2 separate regions of the Mus musculus genome follow, and region 1 is linked to region 2. A link is a loop called in an ENCODE intact Hi-C map of the cell type or tissue named here. Cell type or tissue: left cerebral cortex. All regions are shown on one strand. Links, peaks and the distances in the headings refer to the core of each region. The heading gives the core; the rest is flanking DNA.

The links. Hi-C counts contacts between places; a loop is a spot of excess contacts. Peaks named below come from ENCODE experiments on the same cell type or tissue, not always from the same donor. Only the 100,000 strongest peaks of a DNase experiment are listed, where the experiment ranks them.
Region 1: a loop joins it to region 2, with 5 times the contacts of the local background. A loop is called at or near these places in 1 of 42 quality-filtered maps.

What each region holds. Positions count from the first base shown.
Region 1 is chr8:118,364,192-118,368,579 of GRCm38, forward strand. The region is part of intron 1 of Cdh13 (cadherin 13); the gene reads left to right. Among named protein-coding and RNA genes, the nearest start is that of Gm51555, 33 kb to the left of the region's middle. In left cerebral cortex, for the core only: no CTCF peak of the experiment used is centred there; no DNase peak of the experiment used is centred there.
Region 2 is chr8:118,303,586-118,307,973 of GRCm38, forward strand. The region is part of intron 1 of Cdh13 (cadherin 13); the gene reads left to right. All of the region lies in intron 2 of Gm51555 (a long non-coding RNA gene), which reads right to left. Among named protein-coding and RNA genes, the nearest start is that of Cdh13, 22 kb to the left of the region's middle. In left cerebral cortex, for the core only: no CTCF peak of the experiment used is centred there; a DNase peak (open chromatin) is centred at 2,234.

The DNA of each region.
Region 1 (4,388 bases), core at 319-4,318, 61 kb after region 2:
TGGCCCTATTTAAACCTTATCTAAATTTAACAGACATGCTACAAATGACAATTATGAGAGCAGAATCCATCAGAACCCAGGACTGTCTCCCATTTGGATCCTGGTCATCTTCTCCCAGTCTGTGAATTTGACATGGAGGATTCTGGACCCTCTTTCTGCTAAAGCCGAGGTGCTGCTGGCTACCCACCCCATTGTCTAAAGGATGTCTTCCAAGGGCCTGAAAAACCAGATCCCATGAAGGTGAAACCAAAGAGCACCTGAGCCCAAGAGGGGATTGTTGTCCACTGGGTTTGGGAGGAAAGCATTAGAAAATGGGGATGCCGGGAAGCCTGTTGCAAAGAGAAGTTATTGGCAGTCTTTACTGTATGTTCTTGAAGGCCTACACAGAGCAAAGTGCTCACTAAAAGCTCCGTGAAATATTGCTAGCATCAATAAATCCCTCAATATTATTATATTTCTAATATGTTATTAAAATCTATCTAACCATTTGTGTGTGTGTGTGTGTCCAAACTCAGAGCCCAGGGCTCAGGAGTCTACCCTGTGCTCAACCTATGTCCTGCTGAGTGGCAGATACTGAATCCCAGGTGTCCTAAGGGAGCTAAGGGACACCACCGACTCTCTTAATCTCCCAAAGTCAGATTGTTTCAAGGTCTGACTGCTGCTGCTGGAAGGCCACCTTCTTACCCAACACCAAGCTGAGCCAAAGAACCAAGCCAGGCAGACTACAGGGCAATCAACTGACACTTTCATTCCCAGGTCTCAGCAGAAGCCTGCTCACTGCTTAGCCTCCACAGAGGAGCTCACAAGAGGCAGTTGGGACAGTGAGGGCACAGGCAACGAAAGGAGGGTGTTGCTGTAGTTCCCCCTCTCATTGAGCATTTGCTAGGCAGGGGTATTTTGAGAGTGGACATAAACAGAAAGGCGTTGAGGCTGAGCTGAGACTATTGGAATGACTCAATCTGCCACTGTGTGTGTTTTGTTTTGCTCTTGCTTGTATTCTCCTGGGTCTAATCTGTCCTGTATTGGTTTGATTTCCCCCACCCCACACACCCCCCACCTCTCTTCCATGGCATGGCTTGCTATTTCCCAGGGACTCACTTGACAGGGTGTAAACAGTGGAAAATGTATTTAAGGAAGGATTAGCAGTATAGACATTCCTTTTTGGGGTCAACACCCTGTCAACAGTTTCATGGCGAGACTCCCACCCACCAACTCAGCTGCTAATTTGGCGAGGGACATTATTGCTCAGTGCAAAAATCAAATATAATCCTTGGGGGGTTTTGTGAGGCAGCCTCTCACGTCGCTCTGGTTTGGAAATCGATACAGTGGAACCCACTCCTCATTAACATTAATAATGAGTGAGCTGAAGCCAGAGTGGGAAAAGGAACCTTCTATTTCCCACCGGAAAAAAATGGCCTGGCTTTGTCGTCTACACTGCAGGTTTAGTCCTGATATTTGCCAGGCTGCTCTCTTGTGCTCTCTCAGCTTGTAACTTAGCCTACCGGGCTATAGAAAGAGGTGCCTTCAGCCATGTGAGAGAAATTCTTGGGAAGGCCACGCATCATCAGAAAAAAACATGTCCCAGTTGAAGACTTTTATCATGCTGACTGATCAAGCATTCACTGAGTGAGTTAGTCACGATTGGGAACCAGTAATCTCTCTTATCACAGGAATGAATAGATCTAGAAGCTGCCACGGATTTTAACTGCCCACCCACACAAAGACCCAGGGATTAAAGGCTTGCTTCTTAGAGTGATGTGCTAGGAGGTAGTGGCACCTTTAAGAGGTAGGACATAGTGGGAGGTTTTTAGGTCATCAAAGGCACGAGTCCGAGTCCCTCTTTCTCTGTCACAACCAGGCCGTGAGTGAATATTCTTTTCCACTACATGGTTTCACCCCATATTGTATCACTGTTACATCCAAAACAACAGGACCATCTGATCAGAGATAGGAACTCTTACAACTGTTAGCCAGAGTAGAAGTTTTGTCCCTAAATTTAATTGGCCCGTCTTCATTGTGTGAACGACGGGTCCCATGAAGACATTTTTTGCACATGGACCCTTTGCCAACATTCAGTTCTCACTCTCATTTCTTGGCTCCCTAACAATTTCTCTCTCCTAAGTTAATCCACTCAGGTATGAGTTACGGCGACATCGAGCTGGTCCACACACTAAGGTTCTTACTTCCTACAGCTCTGGATAACTCTTGATCCAGAAGTAGAAAGGAGCTTGGGGCTCTCTCTGCGTGATGATTCTAGGGCCACTGGAACTAAACCAACTGGGTGGCTTTAAAAGTCTATAGTCCCAGAGTTCTAGAAGTTAATCACTTGAAACCAAGGCTTTGGTTTTGTTGTTGTTGTTGTTTATTTAATTATTTGGTTTTTTTTTCTTGTAGCTGTAGGTGAGAGTATGCCCCAGTCCTTCCTTTCAACCTTTGCTGGTGGCCAGTAGTCTTTGATGTTCCCCAGCCCATGGTTATGTCACCCAGTGTCTGCGTTTATCATCAGACTTCTCTTTGTGTGGCTACCTTTCTCTCCTTATAAGAACACCAGTTATATTGGGCTAGCAACACCACTACCCGCAGCAGACCTCAGCACCACGTGATTACCCATAAATGCTGCATGTGGTTCTGATGCTTAGGGCACTGCCAGGTACTCTTAGGAGGCAGGCTTTAGCATTTGACTGACTTGGAAGCTGACTTGGGTGGTTCAGCCTTAGGTAAAGGGCTGAGGAGAAGCAAGAGGCACCATGCCAAAATAGAAGCCACCTTCAAGGGTGTATGAGTTTATGGGAAATCTGTAGCAAGTAACCACAAACTTAGTAGCTAAAACAATATTGTATTCTCTTCTAATTCTGGAAGCCCAAGTCAGTTTCAATGAATGCTGGGTAGTGCTGTCCTCCCAGCAAAACAGCCACTATCTTCATGAGGTCAGCAGTGTTATGAAAACCAACCAGTTGACCCTGTAGCAACTGAAGCTGAATCCCTTTGGTGGAGTCTGGAAGATGGCACCAAAATGTCAACCTCTACTGGAGTGTAGCAAGCTGGCATGTTTACTGTCTGCTCCCAATCTGTTATTAATTGAAGGCTATTTCTGGAGTGGTTGCAGGTACTCCTTGTAGACAGCCTCTGTCGGATTGTGTGTGTGTGTGTCTGTGTGTGTCTGTGTGTGTGTGTGTGTGTGTGTGTGTGTGTGTGTGTGTGTGTGTGTGTGTGTGTGTGTGTGACCATGAGCAGCTATGCTATACTTGTCTCTGCAGGGACCCTTTGTATGGTCACCTGGGTATATATATAGTTCCTCAGAGGGAAAAAAAAGGAGGAAGACAACACTCTGAGGTGGAGTGGCCACATGGGGAGGGACTTGCTAAGACCCGGAGCTGGCAGGTGTGCCAACACACTACTGCCCTATCACCTGTGTTTGGCTGGTGTTTGCGTGAATTACTTCCAGCTGTGAGGATTGTCAAATATTTTGAATGCTCTTGGTGATGAGGTCAACACTGGCTGTGAGGATTGAGTTAGAGGCTATTGTGACAGCTGTTTGCAATTTGTTTGCAAGTTGCTGTTTTGTTGCTGAGGCTGTTTGCAGGGCTGTAGTGACAGAAGAGACAGTCCTTGGATCTCATACCTTGGAGTCTGCAAAAACAGGACCTTCCTAGATTGGTGTCATTTTGGTCCGAGGCTTTCTGGAGCAGAAGGGTGACAAGACCTTAATGATGGTGTAAAGGTGAAAATTAAAATTCCATCCAAAACTTGTGACTGGGTGGTCCCAGGTTCCAGTTGAGCACTGGTTTTACTCCTGACTGTCGTGGGTGAGTCTCTGGTCCTGTTTCCTTCTCCGTGAAGTGGGGTAAATACAGCATCCTCAGTTTCCTGAGGAGTTCATATGATGAGAGACTGGAAGCAGGGGATGGGGCCTGGTCTGTTTAGTGTGCATTGATTCAGGCCATCTGGGTATTGGGAACTGTTCTGAGTCTCCCCGTGAGTGGCAAAGACTGGCTCACTGACTAACCTTGAACACCCTTTGTCAGATCAAAGGTCTGCTGGCATACCACTCTCTAATTGTGTATTGGTGGGACAAACTGGTGCAAGCAGCTGGCCTTGGAATCAGCTTCTCATCCAGCATTTCCACCGGTGTCAGGTAGGGTGAGGCCCTGCTTGGTCAGCCAAGCAAAACTCTATGTTTCTCTAATAAATCAGAGCCACGTCACAGAGTCACCCCGCTCCACCTCTGAGCCAAACACTTTCCCAGCCTTTGATAAGCCTATGGTCTCATGGAGGCTTCAGATGTATTTAAAATGCCTGCAATGCAGCGGGTCATGATCTAAGAGCACACACGTATACTATGTCGATAGATTGCAAGAGGAGAGAGTCCATTCTGCCTCAGGGCCAGT
Region 2 (4,388 bases), core at 114-4,113:
CCGTCTTTGAGGGGGAGACAATGAGATTTAGTACGGTAGCTTTAATTCTTGGGAATTAAAGCCTGCTGAACTTTGCAATAGGGAGACGTCCTAGGCTGATTTTTTTTTCCTTTTGCTCCATGGAGGGAAACATTAATAAATGGGTCCTGTTCACTAATGTAGAGTTGTGAGGTATTTACCAGGGAGTAGAGAGCAGCTGGAAGCAAGCAGTAAGAACTTGGGAGGTTCAGAAGGGGGCGGATGAAGATACATCAGATCCTGGTAGTGCCATGAACTTGGTGCCCTTTCTCCGGTCCACAAAGTTTTACACTTTAATAATTGATGCTCGGAGAGGGCCGGGCACAGCAGGCTTGGCATGAGGAATCCTAAAAAGCCGTATTAACCTGACTACTTGGCCTTTTTTACCACCCCTGCTGGGCTAGTTTGGTGCTGGATTATCTTGCCCCCCCCGCCCCCCCCCCAGACATTCTGTTGTCGGGATAAAGAGGTTCAACTTAACACTTCTCTCTGTGTCTGAGTCCCTCTCAGCTTTCCAATATTGACTCCACAAACTCAGCTCAGTACTCCTGTTGCTCTCTTCCCCTCTTTGCCCTGTCGAGGATGCCTCTTCTCTGAGGCACTAGAGAAGATACCTACTCAAGGCTGCTTTGCACGATACTACAGTTCCTAGTGTGTTGAGTGGCCCAGATACCCTCTAAGTAAGGCACAAGAGGAACTCAAACTAGGGGTCTGCCCGGAAGGACAAGTTCGGGAACAATTAAAGCTGTAAATTTAGGAGAAAGGGTAGAAAAGACAGAAGAAGTCGAGAGTCATTTTGTGGGCTTTTCGGTGGTATTGAGTCTTATCTTATGGATAGTGTGATGTGTGCAGGGTTTTGGAACTCGGAGAAGATACACTCATTAGACACCTGCTGGTAGAGAGTAGGCTTAGAGTGATGGGGGCTTTGTGTTACATGGGAGAGACATTGGCAGCTTGAGCTGTTCCTTAAGGATAGGACTCTAATTTTTCTTTGATGGTCAGTCTAAAATCAGCACCTTCTTTGGTGGTGTAGCAGTCATTGATTTAGAAGTATCCTAGTAAACACACACATGGTTATGCTACTTGATAAAGGCTCATATACCAAATCAGTATTCATAGAGGACCACGTATCCTCATGTATGTCCAGGACCCAGCTATGTGCTCACATACAGTATGTGAGTTTAAGCCTCTGAGTTCAAGCCCTGATGATAACTGGCTCCATTGCACAGCACAGGCTTCTGGACTTGCTCATGGTTAGCATCTTCATCTTCTCTCACTCAGAGCCCAGGAGGCTGGGATGGGCATTGTGCGGTTAAGAAAACTGAGCCCCAGGGGCCTTTTCTTTTACAGTGTCCAGTTGGCAGAACCAAGATTTGAGTCCAGGTCTCCTGACTCCACAGAGCTGTCATTTAATTGGGGGAGCATATTGACGGTGTATGTCTCATCATTAATTGCTTTCTGGCTAGCTTCAGACAGAAGAGTTCACTGTACATTTTCTTAAGTCTGTTAGGAGAACAAGACTCAGAGAGGTCAATGCACTGGAACAGGGCTACACAGGAAGTACCAGGGAGGCCACTGGGCTTAACTGGCCCCATTGTAACTTCCAAAGGAACAAGATGAAGTAGTGTCCAAGTAAGGACAACCTTGGCCTTGGGGTTTGGGATAGGCTAATAGCCACTGGCCAGGCTGCTAGAAGCAGGGTTTTGCAGGGTGCTGGCTTAGTCCAGGGAGGCACAGAAGGGAAGATGGGATCTGACTTGAGAGTTTAGGAAGAGCCAGCTCTGTCTACTCAGAAGAATGCTATTGGGGCCTGTTGTCTTCTTGAAGGCCCCAAGTTTTACTTTTTGATTTGCAAGCTGCAACTTTCTGGGGTGACCTATTGTAGCTACCTCCCTCAGCCTGTCATGGCCACCAGGTACACTGGAGACTTGCTGAGGTCACCGTGTTTTCCAAGGAGACCTCTGGTTCTGCAGAGAAGACACCGGGGTGTGAAGTCAGCGCTCCATGTCTCTGGAGACTCCGGTGCTTCGGAAAAGCATCGTTGGCTTGTCACTGTGGACTGTCGGGGGTGACACCCAGGCCGTAGAGAGTCACAGGGAAGTAACAAGTCTTCTGACCCCTTTCAGAGGGCGTCTCTCTCACTTAGGCCAGGGTGGTACACGAGCTCTCTATTGATGACAAGATGGGCGGAGCTTGGTTACCTGAGACCCAGTGCTCTTTCTACTTCTTCCTGAGTGACAGCCTCAGAAAGCCATCCATGCGGCTTGAAGATGGCTGGGTGCTTGCTGCCACTCTACCGTGAGTCATTGAAGATCTCTCTATGATGTCATTTACAATCCATACTTAGCTCCTGCTGGGTGAGCTTGTGGGACAGCCACAGATTTTAGAAAACAAACCAATGAAGAAAGCTTCTAACGTTGATAGACAAGCCCATGCCACTCACTTGATCTAATCTAGAATTCTGCTTTTCTGTTTTTTTTCTAACTAAAAGCGCTGACTTTCTATACCCTTTACCTCTCCCACCCCCCTACAACTGACAGTCTCTGAAGGACTCCTGGCCTCCTGTGAGCTTCAGCTGGAATCCAAGATCCACTCCATGACGGTGGGTTCCAAATGAGAGAAGCCCACTTAATAAAGCTGACCAACTAATGTTTTAAAAAATGTAGACATGGCTCAGTGGTTAAGAACACTGACTGCTCTTCCAGAGGTCCTGAGTTCAAATCCCAGCAACTACATGGTGGCTCACAACCGTCTGTAATGGCCTTCAGTGCCCTCTTCTGGTGTGTCTGAAGACAGTTACTGTGTTATTCATATACATGAAATAATTTTTTTCAAAAAATAAAAATTAAAAAAATCCAAGCAGTGGTGGCATACTCCTTTAATCCCAGCACTTGGGAAGCAGAGGCAGGCAGATTTCTGAGTTCGAGGCCAGCCAGGTCTACAAAATGCAAGGTTGTTCAAGAGGCTCCTAACACATTACGGACTGTCCATATTGCTCTTGGTTGTCCTACTCTGCCCCAGAGATTGAAGATAAGTTCCCACTGCTAAAGACCATAGAGGACATTAGATCCTGAACAGCCAGAGGGACTTAATGAACGATGGAGTCTGGAGAGCGATGAAGAAAAAACAATTTTCCTCCAGCCCAGAATCTGGCCAGAAGGATGGGCTCTGGCCCAAGGGCTGACTCTCCTATAGACCAAAGCATGGGAGGGTTTCAGAAATACTTAGAGCAGACAGGGGTACAGAGATAGAAGGGACCAATTCTTGCTCTCAGTGGGGAAGAGGCTGTGGGTTAGGATGTAAATGTCGTACTGTTAGCCTTGAAGCAACTGTCAGCCTTGAAGCATCTGCAGAGCCAACAGGGCCAGCTCTCTTTGCCTTAAACCTCAGGACGGTGTCTCTGGCTTGAGTTTCTGTGGCCTGAGTTGGGTTTTTGCTTGACTGCAAGACAGTTTGCAGCAGTCCTGGCGATACCCGCTCAGCCTTCCCCATTGGGGGAGGGATCATTCTTTTCCCTTGAGTAGTTTCGAGCCGAGCCCGTACTGTTGCGAGAATGTTTGAAAACTTCTCTTGGCTCGCAGAATGCAATTCTGACAGTGCTGAAGGCTGCCAATTAAATGACGGTTTAGATAAAGGCTGTGTGGGAGAGGGGAGTCCAATATCCGGAAACCTAATAATGGTTCCCTCCTGTCTTTCTGGAGCTCTGGCATAATCCTGATTGACTGGCTCACTTCTTTGGGCATTCCCACTTACTGGACAATTTAATAACATTTAAAATGTTTGACAACTTTTATTTGAGGGCAGACATGCTCGGGGAGGAGGGGCTGTGGGTAAGGATATAAATGTGGCACGGTTAGGAGAGCTGCCGCAAGTGTGAATAAGACTCTTTTCACGTTCGGGGGAGAGGAGCTGAGGGCCAAGGACAGACTCAAACCTAGGACCCATCAGAAGATACAGGGTGCCATGCACCTGTCCCAGAGAGAGGCGCTTTCTGGAGTTTGCTTTTCTCACGCACTTCAAGGATGGCACTATGACCATAGCTGTCACATCAGTGAAGTATCCCAGAGCCATACACCCAATGCGTCGTGCCACTGGTGGCCCAAGGTCTCCAGTTCTCAGTCATCGCCCTAGTCTGTACAGGGCCAGTGTGATGGTTCAACAGCTAAAGTCACCAGCTGCCAAGCCTGATGACCTGAGTTCAATCCCCAGGACTCCAGGTGTGGAAAAAGAGAATCTGCTTCATTAAACTGTGGTCTGATCTCCATATAAATGCTGTGGCACCTATGAATATATATCTCTATATATGTGATATAGATAGATAGATATAGACATCGACATAGACATAGACATAGACATAGACATAGATGAAC